2 separate regions of the Homo sapiens genome follow, and region 2 is linked to region 1. A link is an interaction called in ENCODE POLR2A ChIA-PET data of the cell type or tissue named here. Cell type or tissue: OCI-LY7. All regions are shown on one strand. Each heading gives the region's core, and the rest is flanking DNA. Links, peaks and the distances in the headings are about the cores only.

The links. Peaks named below come from ENCODE experiments on the same cell type or tissue, not always from the same donor. Only the 100,000 strongest peaks of a DNase experiment are listed, where the experiment ranks them.
Region 2: POLR2A ChIA-PET joins it to region 1 with 5 read pairs; 5 of 35 experiments call an interaction of 5 or more read pairs at or near these places.

Annotation. Positions count from the first base shown.
Region 1 is chr18:8,974,146-8,982,557 of GRCh38, reverse strand. No RefSeq gene overlaps it. Among named protein-coding and RNA genes, the nearest start is that of NDUFV2, 120 kb to the left of the region's middle. RefSeq lists an enhancer at 4,919-5,450. In OCI-LY7, for the core only: a CTCF peak has its summit at 3,287; DNase peaks (open chromatin) are centred at 3,074, 3,957 and 4,507; H3K4me3 peaks cover 1,012 bases; H3K27ac peaks cover 2,496 bases.
Region 2 is chr18:8,713,662-8,716,161 of GRCh38, reverse strand. The region is part of intron 1 of MTCL1 (microtubule crosslinking factor 1); the gene reads right to left. Among named protein-coding and RNA genes, the nearest start is that of GACAT2, 7.3 kb to the right of the region's middle. In OCI-LY7, for the core only: no CTCF peak of the experiment used is centred there; no DNase peak of the experiment used is centred there.

The sequences.
Region 1 (8,412 bases), core at 2,988-5,487:
TGAGACTCTGACTCAAAAGAAAAAAAAATGTCACTTGACAATAAGGATTTTTAAAATGAATGATACAGGCACTGTTAATGAGACCTATGAAGTTTTCTAATGTTACAATGGCATCTCATACTTGAAAAGGTGGGGAACCGTTGCCTTAAAGATCTAGCTGAGGCCGGGCGCAGTGGCTCATGCCTGTAATCCAGCACTTTGGGAAGTCAAGGTAAGTGGATTACTTGAGATCAGGAGTTCGAGACCAGCCTGACCAACATGGCGAAACCCCGTCTCTACTAAAAATACAAAAATTAGCCAGGTTTGCTGGTGGGCACCTGTAATCCCAGCTACTCAGGAGGCTGAGGCAGGAGAATCGTTTGAACCCAGGAGATGGTAGTTGCAGTGGGCTGAGATCACACCACTGCACTACAGTCTGGACGACAGAATGAGACTCTGTCTCAAAACAGAAACAAAAACAAGTCTAGCTGAGGAGGTTCCTGGAACCAGGTAGAACTGCCACTCAGCCACCTTCATCATTAAGCTACTGTACAGACAAGGGAAGCTACCCTTTGAGTCTGCATCTGTTTATCATGTTCCCTAGTACCTGGTACTGCCCCAGGAGAGGTTTCTCATGGGGCACCTGATATATCTGGTCCCCCTCCCAGGCCTAGGAATTACCAAGGCAAACTATAAAAAACATAATTTTTTTAGACTGGATTTATAAGATTTATTATACAAGCACATAGAAAGTCCTCTATGGTACTTATGAGAAGCAAACAGCCAGTAAAAAGCAACAAAAGCCACATTAACAGTGAGCCTAAGTAGCTATTGGAACAAAAATCAATGCTAGCCTGCCTGGGTGCGGTGGCTCACGCCTGTAATCCCAGCACTTTTGGAGGCTGAGGCAGGCGGATCACTTGAGGCCAGGGGTTCGAGACCACCCTGGCTAACATGGTGAAACCCCGTCTCTACTACAAATACAAAAATTAACCAGGTGTGGCGGTGCATGCCTGTAATCCCAGCTACTCGAGAGGCTGAGGCACAAGAATCGCTTGAACCCGGGTGGCAGAGGTTACAGTGAGCCGAATCGCACCAACTGCACTCCAGTCTGGGTGACAGAGTGAGACTCTGTCTCAAAAAACAAAAACAAAGTAATGCTAGCCTGAATTGATGGGGGTATGAGGGGGTTCTGTAAGGCATAAACTGGTCTGGGCAAGAGATAGTTGGGGCCACTGATGAATTGTTTGCTTTCTACTACTGCCGACGAAGCATGGATGATTAGTTCCTTATTATTTCTGCTCCTAGGCTGTCTCCAAGGCAAGCTGTTTCTCCTACTCTCTGTACAGTCCATGAGACTAAGCAGGCACTTGACCTTAACTGAGGTTCCCTCAGTTCTGTCCTGTTCCTTTTAGTCTGGGTCCATTGGGTAGACGTGGCCTGTTCAAACAAACCATTAATGAGCACATCTCCGGCAGGGCATTTGGAAATAAAGTCAGAAAGCCAGCGAATGGTTTGGCCTTTTCTTCCCATCTTTCCATCCCCTGCTGGGATTCACCTCCTCCTCTTGCCCTGGGGCCTCCTGTGCTCTTTCTTCTTCTCAGCCTGGTTTTACCCTCCTCCAACCGCTGTTGTTGCAAGTAAATGAACTGGAGTGGAATCTTTGTTTTCTATCTCAAGGGTATTTGCTTTGAAAACCTTTTCTCTTGCTGTGGATCAAAATATCCTTTGCTCCTTGTTAAAGTAGATTTAGGCTCAGTGGCTCTGGTGGAAGAGGTTGTTTAAACTCCGTAAACCACACAATTACCAACTTTCTTTTTCTCTGTGTACAGTGGTCCAATGGACAAAACTCGGGTGAGTAACAGTGACGGTGGTGACTCTGTGGGTGTTCATCTGAATCAGGTGCTGTACTGAGCACTTTGTCCCATTATGGCTGTGGCCCTGAGGCGGGTATTCATTTCCTATTATGGAAAAGGAAAGGAGGCCTAGTGAGGTTAAGTATCGTGCTCGAGATGACTCCAGAATTGAAAATTCCAACTGTCCCACCCTGAACTTCTAATTCCCTTCAGGTGATCCTCTTCTTTTCTGAGTAGCATTGATCACGTCTCCTTTCTTCTTTAACTTCCTTGTTGATTAGTTTATTGCATGCAGTCAGTCTCTCTGCCTCTTCCATGTTCCCCAGCGAGAATCCACCTGCTCTACAGGGGCAGGGATTTTTGTCGGCTCACTGGGGTATCTCAAAGGCATAGATTACACACACAGTAGGCACTGAACAAACATTTGTTAAATGAATAAACAAAAGTAGCCAAGGTAAGATTTTGCACTTTAGCACCAACTTAGATAAAATAAGTAAAAATAACCTAAAATAATCAAAAGGGTCAGAATCTAGTTTTGAGCACAGAGTTTGAGGACAGCCACTCATGAAGCACAGATTCCAAAGAATGGGAGTGAGTGTTCCAAAGTATAGAAGTTTGGGATCATTTATATGGTCAAAGTTTAGGGAAGCTTAATAGAATTTCACTATCTTTCTATGTAAGGCTTATTGCATAGTTACAATAATCCGATTTGGCAAGGTAATTTTTTTTTCTTTTTGGGAAAGGTATATTTAACATTCCACAGTGCAGATGTAATAGTCAGGGGTCTTTTGCACCACTTGGTCTGAGTTGGGTACAAGATAATAAAGGTGGCAGTTAATCTATAATGAAGAACAGTGATTAGAAGCAGGGGAGGTCTGGTCTCTGTTCTCTCTTAGTCATTTACAGAACAAGAACAATGAAGAAGAGAGTTCCTCTATAATCTAAGAAACAGAAATTGCAAGCACATACTATGTGACTCAGGTCACAGTCGTATCTCTCTCAAAGCTTAAAGTTTTTTAAAAGCTTTTACATTTTATTTATTTTCAAAGCTGTCACCAAAAGCCCTCAAAGCCCTCAATTTTTCTTTTCTTTCTCTCTCTCTCTTTCTTTCTTTTTTTAAAGAAAGAAAGATATTCAATTTACTTCTTCTGTATCCTGTCAGAAAATAGTGTTTGGAGATTCTATGCAGTTGAAGCAACCCATGTGGCCTTCCTCTGAATGAAGTCACCAAGCAGCTTTGGATTTCCTTCCACCCACCTTACATGGAGGTGTTTTCCATTGCTTATGGCCACAGATAACCATACTCATTACAAGAGTTAAGCTTGGCCAGCAAGGTGGCTCATACCTGTAATCCCAGTGCTTTGGGAGTCCCAGGCAGGGTGATCGCTTGAGCCCAGGAGTTCAAGATCATCCTGGGCAACGTGGCAAAACCCATAGACAAGAAGAGTTGAGCTTCTTGAGTGTCACTGTGGAATGCGTTGGTGCCACCTAGGGAATCACATTGTAATTTTCAAGACCCACTTATGGGCATTTCTCCTTTTTAGCACTGGATTTTTCCACACTGCCACTGGCTTTATGTATGCTTCTGCTCCCAGTCCCAGTCACGTTTGTAAACAATCTCTCACCTCTTCTCCAGACCTCCCTGCCAACTGCCTTCCAAAATGAACCTGACTCTGTGGTTTGAACACATTTATCTGCCTGCACGTCCTGTGCTATTTTTCTGTCTGCGCCTTCTATAGGGTTGTTCTAGAATTATTTTTCTCTGTATGTGGGAGTCTATGTCTGCTTCAATGCTGTCTTACATAATTATTCCCTCTAGTCATAGAGTTCTCTACTCATATAGTTAGCTTCAAAAAAATTCCACATATAGTCTCCCATACAACTCTCCCACCGCCCATGGGGTTGGGCAGGTCAGGTACAATTATTGAGCTATTTTACAAATGATAGCCTGAGATGCAGGAGAGTTAAGTGTATTTCCTAAGGTAACAATGCGAGGAAGAGGCAGAACGGGGGCCAGAACTCAGTTCTGCAGAGGCCAGGCTCCAGGCCCTTCCCACTACACTGCTGCAGCTCCTCATGGCCCCTCGGCCATGCTCCTTGTGCAGTGGCATGCACCGTCAGGTGCTTAGTAAATGCTTTGCAAAGCAGGTGTTTCCTGAAGCTGAAGTAATGGTCCATGTGAACGGTATAAAAACAATCAAGCTAAGGAACAAAAATATGATCCAAGGCAATCAGAGAGGCTTAAGGGCATCATGTGAGATGTAAGGAATAAATAGATAGTAGATCAGGTGGAGAGCAGATCATTCTGATGGTGAAAGGACAGGGACGGGTTGAGTGAGGCAAAAAAGCCTTACACGGGAAGAGTGATTTTCACTTTCAAATAAATTATCTCCTTTATTCCTCAGACCAAACTTGTGAGTAGATGTTAGCAGAGTCTCTGTTTAATTTATAAAGATTTTGCATATCTTTATACATTTTTATAAAGAGTTTAGTACTTTTTTCTCCCTCCAACACCACTCAACTAATTAGAAAGGCCCGTATTCAAAGCAGCCCCTCTGACTCTAAAGGCTGAATACTTTCACTCTAGGGCAGGACATAGATTGTTTTGTCCCCCAAGAATGCTAAGTAAGCCTGGGTCCTCATGTTAGATCTGTGTTGTTCTTCTATAGCAAAAATGGCTATCTTCTTGGTTTCTCCTTTTTTACAGTAGGTTCTAGAGGGGCTGGAGGGACTTGGTAGTACACATTACAGATATGAGTTCAAATCTCTGCTCTGCCACTAACCAGCTGTGGCAGCCGTGAGAATTCAAGGAAGTTATTTCCTTTCTCTGTGCCTCAGTTTTGTCACCTGTAAAATGGGGATAATCATGTGTCCAACACACAGTATTATTTGCAAGCCAAAAGTAAAATTCTAAGTGCCCCCCAACCAAATGAATGGACCCCTCCTCTTGGCCAAAGGCTTTCTAAAGTAAACCTGAAACAGGCCATGATGAGAAGGGGGGTCAGACACTCCTCATTACACCTTCTTCCCTTTGGAATTCAGGCATAGCTGACCAACAGCATTAACATTAACAGAGACATTGAGACTGCCAAAACAGACTCTTTGTAGCAATAAGATACCAACATGACAGATAGTAGGCCCTGATAGAAATCAAAGTATTTTACCCCAAAATACATTTCTTTGACATATTTTGAAATGGCCTTGCAAAGCTGTCTCTGGGGAAAATCTACATTCAGTAGAGGATCTCTTTCCCTTTCTAAGTCTTTTTCCTGACCCAGGAGAGAATTCACTAAGAGTCCAGCACCTTTTTAAGGCTGACAATAAACATTTACAACCTACTCCCTCTGAAGCCTGCTACCTGGAGGCTTCATCTACATAACAAGAACCTTGGTTTCCACAACACTTCTCTTAACCCAGACCCTCCCTTCTGTTGATTACAGGTCTTTAGATAAACTCAACCAATTGCCAATAAGAAAATAAGGAATCTACCTAAGACCTGGATGCCCCCACCTTTGAGTTGTCCCACCTTTTTGGGTTGAACCAATGTACATCTTACATATATTGATTGATATCTTATACCTCCCTAAAATGTGTAAAACCAAGCAGTTGGCCACACCCGGCCACCTTGGGCACATGTTCTCAGGATCTCCTGAGGATCAAATGAGATGTATATAAAGTGCTCAGCACAGAGTTTAACATCTAGAAAACCAACAATGAATATCCACTGTTGTCATTGTGTTGTATAATAAAGAATGTGTCTAGTTTTTGTTTTAGGTTCCGGGAACATGGCGTCTGAATCCGAGTGATAAGAGTATCTGTTATTCATGGTGGGCCCTTGGACCACAGCAGAGTTTATGCTAACAAGGTGACTCAGGATGGGGCCAGTCTTGTGGAAAAGCCAGTCCTGTGATTAGAGAGTTGGGGCTTTGAGTCACTTAATACAGGCCCAACCTCCTGACCCCTGGAGAGGGATGCTAGAGATGGAGTTCTATAACATGGTCAATGATTCAGTCAGTCACACCTACCAAATGAAACCCATTCAAAGCTCCAGACACCTGATGATCCCCCTGGGTGTTGGTAAACACATCAGTGTGCCAGGAGGGTAATGTGCTCTGATGCTGTGGGAAGAGGGCATGGCAGCTGTGCATTCAGGACCCTCCAGACCTCATCCTGGGCATCTATTTATATGCTGGTCCTGACTCGTATCCTTTATAATAAAACTGTAATCCTAAGTACAGCACTTTGAGTCATTCTAGTGAATTATTGAAACTGAAGGAGTCATGCAAACCCCGAATTTGTGGCCAGTTGGTCAGAAGTGCAGGTAGCTTTGGGACCCCCAAACTTGAGACTGATTCTGCAGTAAGGGGTGACTTTTTTTTTTTTTTTTTTGACAGGATCTCTGCTCTGTTGCCCAGGCTGGAGTGCAGTGACAAGATCATAGTCACTGCAGCTTCCAACTCCTAGGCTCAGGCAATCCCCCTGCTGCAGCCTCCTGGGCTGCTGAGACTACAGGTGTGAGCCACCAAACCCAGCTAATTTTTTAATTTTTATTTTTGTAGAGATAGGGTCTCGCTATGTTGCGCAGGCTGGTCTTGAACACCTATGCTCAAGTGATCCTCTTACCTCAGCCTCCTGAGTAGCTGGGACCACAGATATGTGCCACCATGCTTGGGTAATTAAAACAATTTTTTTTTCAGAGATGGGGTCTCACTATGTTGCCGAGGCTGGTCTCAGACGCCTGGGCTCAAGCAATCCTCCTGCTCCAGCCTTCCAAAGTGCTGGGATTGCAGGCATGAGCCACTGCACCCGGCCAGTGAGGGCTGTCTTGACGGGGACTGTGCCCTCGGTCTGTGGCATCTGTGCTAACGCCAGGTGATTAGTGTGAGACTTGAACGGCAGTAGTACAGGTTTCTATCACTGGATGAGACAATGTCTGACTGGCAAGAGAAACTAGATGGTTACAGAAAAAGAAACACCCCCCAGAGGGCCAGGTCCTAGATTGTAGGGGGAGGAAAAACAGGCCATGTTTTAGTCAGAAACTCAAATTCCACAGAATCTAGTCCTCAGTCTTCTTTGGATGAAGAAAGAGGGTCTCTTCTTGGATGTTTCTAGGTGTGGAGATGGGAGAGTGGGACAGAGCAGGGATAAGGAACAATATTAGAACTGTATCCCAATTTAATTTCCCATTTTTATTTGAAAGTAATGTAATATTCTGAGGACACAGCAATTTTTTCTAGGATTAAAATAATCACTATGATATTATTATCTTATTTAAAAAATTTAAAAAATTCTTGTGAGTACATAATAGGTATATATATTTGTGGGAGTCATGAGATGTTTTGATGCAGGCATGCAATGTGTAATAATCACATCATGGAGAATGGAGTGTCCATCACCTCAAGCATTTATCTTTCGTGTTACAAACAATCCAATTACACTCTTTTCATTATTTTTAAATGTATAAGTAGGTTTTTGACTATAGTCACACTGTTGTGCAACCAAATAGTAGGCCTTCTTCATTCTTTTTATGTTTTTTGCACCCATTAACCATCCCCACTTCTCATCTACCTCCTACTATCTGTTCCAGCCTCTAGTAACCAATCTTCTACCCTCTATGTCCATAAGTTCAATTGTTTTGATTTTTAGATCCCACAAATAAGTGAGAACATGTGATGTTTGTTTTTCTGTGCCTGGCTTGTTTCACTTAACATAATGACCTCCAGTTCCATCCATGTTTTGCAAATGACAGGATCTCTTTTTTACGGCTGAATAGTACCCCATTATGGATAATATTATTAATAATAAATAATATTTATATATAACATATATAAATAATATTAATAATAATAATTTAAAAATTCCCAAGGTGGCTTATTTGAAAATTGAATGTATTTTGAACAATCTATATTTACCTGGGCATTGGGCATCCTTCTAGGCTCTCTCATCTCCAAAGCAGATTCTATTACCGAATGATGGTCTCCACTTCTTGGATCCCTTCCATATGCTCCTAGTTGTGCTGTATTTTCTGGTCGTGCTTCCTTTTAGAGGCCTTGCTTATTTCCTGAAGTTGACCTGGCTCTTACTGTGCAGGACGAGGCAGACACTGGGAAGCACGCTGTTCTCCCAGGGCTTATCCTCTTGCTTTGCTTATTTCTTCTTTTCACAGGGTTTCAAGTCTGCTCTCTGTAGCCTCCTGCCATCCTTGCAAGTTCCTACACATGGAAAAAGCCTTCTGCGGCTTCTGTGCCAAGTCTCCTGCTTTTCCTCAAGTTCTGCCTTAAGACACATATCTTTTCCGAAGTCTTTTATGGAGATTTTCTCACCAGAGTCTTCCTATGATTTGTAGCAACTAAGCAGTTGTTTTCTCTTTCAGATTCATCTTGGAGGATTAGCAGCAGCAAGAGCCTATGGAGGCAGGGAAGAAGCCTCTATCAAGTGGTGGTGTTTGCTTTTGCAGTTCTCTAATAAAAATGAAGTTTTCCATCTCTAACAAAATACCAATGACATTCTTCGCAGAAATAGAAAAAACAATTCTAAAATTTATATGGAACCCCAAAAGACCCAGAATCTCTAAAGC
Region 2 (2,500 bases), core at 1-2,500, 260 kb after region 1:
GATGAAAATATTAAAAGTATAAGATGTCCTAATGTGTCTTAAGAAAGATCAATCTTAACACTGAAAATGTTGTGAACTCGTAACCAAGTTTCATTTCTTTTTTCCTCCATGGAAATCTCTCCTGGTAAATCCTGGTCCTTGTGGGAAGATCTGCTGGAACTGGAAGTTACTGGACTGAGCATAGGAGCTGATCAGCTGAACACACATAAACAGAATGGGTGGTTTGGGCTCTTCAGGGGACCAGAGAACACAGCTCTTTCAGGACAGTGCTTGACAACCTTCTGCAAACCTTCCACAAACAGGAGGTTGTTACTGATGCCTGATCACTGAGGCTTTGAAGACGCCCTATGGGAGCTGTGCCCCTGCACTACCCACTCCTAGAGGAGGTCAACTGGAGACTGAAAGCTTTAAAATGAGCCTTGTGGTTGTCACTCTTTCGATAGAGTGGGAAGTTAGTTCTGAATCTTCAAAAATCAACGTCAAGTTTGATTCACACCCCATCCATGAAACTAATGGATCAGACTTTGAGAAAGAACCTAACCGCAATGCTTGTTTCTGAGTAAAGAGGTTAATTGTTTCACTGAGTCATTAATACAAATCAGTTCAATACAAGCAATAATCACTAAATGTTCAACACTAAGTCAATATCTGTATATGTATATGTACATGTATATCCACACATACAAATATACAGTGACTCTGGCCATTCTGTTCATGGAAAGAATGGTTTGTGATTGCTTTTCTTTCCAGAAAGCCTGCCAAAGTCATTAATGCCTGGGATTATCGGCAACTAAGACAAAAGTTTTTAAAATGCAATATAGCCCTAAGATGCAAGATACAGCTTCCAGGTATAAAATGTCTCTAGCTTTCAGACTTTGCAACTGGAGAGCCCACATCCACCCTAATGTTAAATGCTGCATTTTCATACAGATGTTACAGGCTATGAAAACTGTTCAAGGGCTAGATGCACCCACACCTCCACATCATTGAGCAGACCAGATGTAAATAGCAATATTTTTTGGCACAAATAATCACCAACATTAGTTGTACTGCAAATAAAATTAGGGGCCGGGTGCGGTGGCTCACGCCTGTAATCCCAGCACTTTGGGAGGCCGAGGCGGGCGGATCACAAGGTCAGGAGATCAAGACCATCCTGGCTAACACAGTGAAACCCTGTCTCTACTAAAAATAAAAAAAATTAGCCAGGCGTGGTGGCGGGCACCTGTAGTCCCAGCTACTCGGGAGGCTGAGGCAGAAGAATGGCGTGAACCCGGGAGGTGGAGCTTGCAGTGAGTGGAAATCGCGCCACTGCACTCCAGCCTGGGCGATGGAGTGAGACTCCACCTCAAAAAAAAAAGAGAAAAGAAAATTAGGGAGAGATCATATGATATGGTTTGGCTGTGTCCCCACTCAAATCTCATCTTGAACTGTAGCTCCCATAATCCTCACGTGTCACAGGAGGGACCCAGTGGGAGGTAACTGAATCACGGGGGCGGGTTTCTCCTCTGCTGCTCGTGACAGTGAGTAAGTCTCAAGAGAGATCTAATGGTTTTATAAACGGCAGTTTCCCTGCACACGTTCTTACGTGCCTCCATGTAATATGTGTCTTTGCTCCTCCTTTGTCTTCCACCATGATTGTGAGGCCTCCCCAGCCATGTGGAACTGTGAGTCCATTAAACCCTTTTTTCTTTATAAATTACCCAGTCTAGTGTTTCACAGAAGTATAAAAATGGACCAATGCACCATAACGGCATGTATTTAAATCACTGCTCTTATAATTCATATTTTACCTAAATTTACAGAACAGGCGTCGTTTATTAAGCACCTCACCCTCATTACTAACCCTACAATAACCCTGTCAGGAACACATTATGCAGTTGATAGACAAAAAAACAAAACTGAGGCTAGTTACCTGTGTCCAAAGCTTCACATCTAGTAAATTGAAGCCACACTGCAAACCCAGGCCTGTCTGCTTTCAATCACACACTCTTTCGAGTAAATACCATAAATTATTTGCTTCAACCTGGACAAATGAAACAATAACAGACCTTCAATTGTACTTTTAAAAGTCCACCATCAGTGTAAAACAAAAAAAGCAGCCTAACATTTACAGCTCGACAAGTGACGACACAAAGCATATCCATTAGGGCAACTGGTTCTTAGGAAGACACTGCAACGTGCGGTAAAGATATCCGTGCCCCTTCCCCGCTTTTTTTAAAGAGACAGAGTCTCACTCTGTGACCCAACCTGGAGCGCAGTGGTGCAGCCATGGCTCACTGCCACCTTGAGCTCCTGGGCTCAAGTGATCTTCCTGCCTCAGCCTCCTGAGTAGCTGGGATTACAAGCACATGCCACCATGCCTGGCTAATACTCCCATCTTTAAAACGAGGAAACTGAGATTCTAAAAGTATAAATGGCTTTCCACCATTATTGGTCTGCTGCAGCAATAGGACCAGGGCCAGTGTTTCAACTCTTCCCAGAGAGCCTAGAAAAAAGTAAT